2 separate regions of the Homo sapiens genome follow, and region 2 is linked to region 1. The links are chromatin loops, found by intact Hi-C in ENCODE. Cell type or tissue: GM12878. All regions are shown on one strand.

Region 1 (2,500 bases):
TAAATTCTAAATGTCTGTCAAAAGATATCTGATTGGAATATAATAGCTCTCAGTGTCAGGAATATTCATTGTTCATAGGAGTACTAGAGATTACATACATAAAGGAAAGGAAGAAATAGTTTTTTTCATCATTTAACTGGGATATTGGGTGTCCCAATTTTATCTTTTTAATCTAAATGAAAAATTTTCAAATTCAAAACAGGTGGTATAGTGAAATTGCCTGTATATGGACTTCTTTACCTAAAGCATATAAATTTTCAGTCTACCAAAATGAAGCAAAATTAACAGAAAACTGTGGCTTGGGCTGTCTTTAAAGTGGAAAGTTCCACCAATCGGTTGACACTTTTTCTTCTTTTTACATGCCCCTATTATGAGTATTATATAGCACCCTAACACCTATATTCATTACTTTTTTTTTTTTTTTTTTTTGAGACAGAGTCTCACTCTGTCACCAGGCTGGGGTGCAGTGGCATGATCTCGGCTCACTGCAACCTCCGCCTCCTGGGTTCAAGCGATTCTCCTGCTTCAGTCTCCCAAGGTGCTGGGACTACAGGCGTGTGCCTGTGTTTTTAGTAAAGACGGGGTTTCATCATGTTGGCCAGGATGGTCTCGATCTCTTGACCTCGTAATCCGCCTGTCTTGGCCCCCCAAAGTGCTGGGATTACAGGTGTCAACCACCGTGCCCTGCCTATATTCATTAATTTTACAAATGCATATTAAAACAAAAAACCTAGAACCCTGGATACTGATCATGATATGCATTATTCACCAAATCTAAAAGACTATATGTGGAACAATTTATGTTTGTATTATCTTAAATTAGATTTGATTTAATATCCCCTTCACAGGTGTAAATTAGGGAAAAGGTGGGAAGGAAGATTATTTCATTACTACTTTTTTTTTTTAAAATAACAGGTATTATTTAGATCACCAAAATAAAGTATATAAACATATAACGTTCTTTTTGGGCACCAGAAATGTGCCTTAGTTACACTGTAATCATTAAGGACACAGAAGAATGGGCAACGTGTTTGAAAATAATATTGCCATTTCTTTAATTCTTTTTAAAAAAGTTTATGAAAAAATTGCTTTGGGTTCCTAAAAGACATGCGAATATATGTCACTCCACAAGGTGGCGGAAGCGTGCCATGCATTGTTCTTTTGTGCTGGCTCAAAATGTGTTTTACTATTTAATCCTCTTTATTCAGCGGTCATAGTGCTGTTTTCTACCATAAGAGTTCACGCTTCACAGAGCCATCTTTTTCTTAGGCAGTGCTTGCTGGTACACAAGCTATGTATGTTACATGCAAAGTTCAATAGAATCAGGACAATCCTAAGCAAATACAATTTAAAACATATTCAGTAACCTTTCCTGAGAGACTACAGTTATAGCTTTGACTTTATTGTTCTGGACTCTCTGAATCCCAGGGCACCGAAAGTTTTTGCATTTCTAGTTTTAAAACATATTTTACAACATATCTTTAGAAAATTCCTCTTCATCTGTGTCCCAGAATAGTATCGACGATACCTCCTCATAATAAGTGTAAACTAGAGGTCCTTAAAGGCTTTGCAGTTTGCAGTGACCAGAAGTAAACTACTTTTTATCACTGTGGAAAAAAAAAAATTCATTCCTGGCCAACATGGTGAAACCCCGTCTCTACTAAAAGTACAAAATTTAGCCGGGCGTGGTGGCCTGTGCCTGTAGTCCCAGCTACTGGGGAGGCTGAGGCTGGAGAATCGCTTGAACCCGGGAGGCAGAGGTTGCAGTGAGCCGAGATCACACCACTCTGCACTCCAGCCTGGTGACAGAGTGAGACTCCATCAAAAAAAAAAAAAAAAAAAAAAAAAAGGAAAAATTCAGTTTTATCCTATCTCAGGAGGATAAAGTACCTAAAACTCCACTTTTAGAGAGTTATTCTTTTGGGTAAAATGTTGCCTTCTGTACTTGGTCTTCGAAAACACAGATTCTTCTGCTGGAGTAACATTAAATTTCTAGCGGCTCCATCATCGGCTTTGTGACCTTCGGTAAATTACTCCAACTTTTTTTTTTTTTTTTTTTCTTTGAGACAGAGTTTCGCTCTGTCGCCCAGGCTGGAGTGCAGTGGCGCGATCTCGGCTCACTGCAAGCTCCTCCTCCCCGGTTCACGCCATTCTCCTGCCTCAGCCTCCCGAGTAGCTGGGACTACAGGCGCCCGCCACCACGCCCGGCTAATTTTTTGTATTTTTAGTAGAGACAGGGTTTCACCGTGTTAGCCAGGATGGTCTCGATCTCCTGACTTCGTGATCTGCCCGCCCTGGCCTCCCAAAGTGCTGGGATTACAGGCGTGAGCCACCGCGCCCGGCCAAATTACTCCAACTTTCTGTATTTCAATTTTTCCATGGGTGAAATAGAGGAAATAGTAGGATCTACCTTCCTTAGTTGTTCTGAGAATTCACTTAACTAAGATAATTCACATAAACACCTTGCATGGACCTGGCACATAGCAAGGGCCTAACAAAT
Region 2 (2,500 bases), 330 kb after region 1:
ATAGTCCCACTGTGTACAAAAAAATGTAGTCTCATTTATAAGGGGATCCTCTTGGCAGACACAAAAATAAGTGAGAAAGCAAGAGATGAAAGGTAGGAAAATTCAGTGCACAATTCAGTTGATGTATTTAATAACCAATAGGTTACCAATTTTGAAGAAAATGAAACATAGTGTGAAAAAATGTTTTCATGATTTGGACATGTTTAAAGAAATCAACATTCCATCCAAGTTTTGATTAACCTATAGATGGGTCAAAAAAATTGAATTGTAATCTACATTTAATAAGAAGTCCTCTGGCTATGAATAGCAAGGGATTGTGCAATTATTAGATGTTAATTTGGAAAAAAGTTTCAAGGTGAGACTGAGGAACAAGGAAACAGATCATTGTCTGCACTATATCATTAATGATGTTATCACATTGAAAAAGTATGTCCCAAGATATTATGTATAAAACATTATATTCTCTTTTAGTAACAACTAAAAAAGTGACACAAAAGTAAAAGAGTCAACAAAAAAGCAAAGAATTTCAAAAACATTCAAGGATGACCAATTCACGTAAGGGGAGTCAGAAGAATGGCACAGTGGTGGTGGTGTGGTGGAGAACCAGGTAATGAGATACAAATTGTGGTCAAAATCTTAACTTTTTGTTTGGATGATGGATTTACAAGCACTTACTACATTATTAGAAATAACAATAAAACTAAAAAGCAGTCCAAGTATGGACCAAAGATGAAAATATGTCAGACCAAGATCCAAAATGAAAGAATTTGGCAAGAAAAAAAAAATGTTGTTGTAAATTTTGCTAAAAAACTAGCAAAACTGGTTAACGGGTTTGCCCCCAAAATTAAATATGCTAATTTGTTCTGAAATGAGTAGTCCAAAACCTGGCAGTTTTGCTCTAAGTTTCACCCTGAATTTTCATATTTGAACGCATTTAACACTCAAAACGAAACCTGGGTGTGGGAACTGTCCCACACCACATCCACCTCAATTCAGATGATTTGTCCCGAGTTCAATGAAGCTCATGTGAACTGAAAATGATGATTTTGGCAGAGTTCTGATCTAATTTCTACTTTACAATAGCCCTTTTCATGTCAAAAATTGATCTTGTTTCTACCACATCGGCAATAATAATAACTGACGTATACTATGTGCTGTGTGCTGTTTTAAGGCTTTGCATTTAATAATTAATTTAATTCATCCAGAAACTCCATGAAATAGGTGTAATACCATCTTCACTGTACAGATGAGAACAGAAAGACCCAGAGATGTTAAGTAATTTCCTCAGGGTTTACATCTAGTTAGTAGAGAATGTTATTACTACTAGGAGTCTGGCTCCAGAGCCTGGCTCAACCATTACGCTATACTACTCTTTGTAGAGGTATTTTGAGCATTGACTTTTTGTAAACCAGTCAGACATATTTGTAAGGTCTGCCATTGGGTAAAGACCTGATACATTTTTCCTTAATTATGTAACCAATCTGATTTTGTTTTGCTTCATGGATCTGGGTGCAACTCATCAAAATATTTCTGTGTATACATTGCTAGAAACATAAAACAAATTCTCTAGATATCTCAATAATGCATTAATCACATAGACATTAATCTGGGCTAAAGATATACCAATAAGGTAACTTCCCCTGTTTGAACAAACTTTATAACCAAACATCCTCTTTGACCTTATATTTGAGGTTATAACCAAGATAAAAACATAATTCCATTAGATCACTGTTTCATCACGTTGATAACCATAACGGCAAAACCATAAGTGTATTCCCAATGTATTCTTTTGAAAAACCAAACAGTTCACCCAAATTCAAATTCCAAGTCTGAGGGACCTAGGTTAGATCACATGTCTAGCTCCTGAGCAGGAGAGGGCAGAGTACCTGGACTGAGGGTCCCACCACAGCTACATGCAACAGGAAAGTTCTCTAAAGGTAAATGGGCACTCTTGTTATCAAGAGAAGGAGGAAGGGATGTCAGGCAGGCAAAAACAACAGATGTCTTCTATATTGTTGCAAATTTTCTCCGTGTTACCCGATCTAAAAAAAAAACTTTACAGTTATCTTAGTTATTTTCTTGACAGCATTTGGCAGTGCTGACACTTGCTTTGGCTTCTGTGAAATCACTCTTTCCATGTTCCTACTCTGCTCTTACTCATCTTCATGAAATTTTTTTCCTGCTAGTGTGTTCTTGGCCTTCTTGATGTCTCACTCTGTACTTATCCGTATTGCCTTATTAAAAACTACTACGTTGGGCCACTACATAAATTATGATGGATCCTGCATCTTTGTTTCCTACTCAGACCCCTCTCAAGAGCTTGAGATCTATATATTTAACATCTTCCTAGACAGTTTTATTTGCCTATTTCATGGAGACATAAAAGAATATAGTAAAAGAAGTAAAATCTCCATTTACCTTTCTTTCTTCTATTTTCCTAATTACCATATCACTGAATGACACTACTAATTACCATATCACTGAATGACACTACTATTTA

What was found. Peaks named below come from ENCODE experiments on the same cell type or tissue, not always from the same donor. Only the 100,000 strongest peaks of a DNase experiment are listed, where the experiment ranks them.
Region 2: it touches region 1 in a loop (5-fold over the local background); 3 of 110 quality-filtered maps call a loop at or near these places.

The regions. Positions count from the first base shown.
Region 1 is chr2:212,685,354-212,687,853 of GRCh38, forward strand. No RefSeq gene overlaps it. Among named protein-coding and RNA genes, the nearest start is that of LINC01878, 110 kb to the right of the region's middle. In GM12878, a CTCF peak has its summit at 1,131 (motif pointing right); a DNase peak (open chromatin) is centred at 1,178.
Region 2 is chr2:213,015,003-213,017,502 of GRCh38, forward strand. All of the region lies in intron 7 of IKZF2 (IKAROS family zinc finger 2), which reads right to left. Among named protein-coding and RNA genes, the nearest start is that of MIR4776-2, 90 kb to the left of the region's middle. In GM12878, no CTCF peak of the experiment used is centred here; a DNase peak (open chromatin) is centred at 959; H3K4me3 peaks cover 2,243 bases; H3K27ac peaks cover 2,500 bases.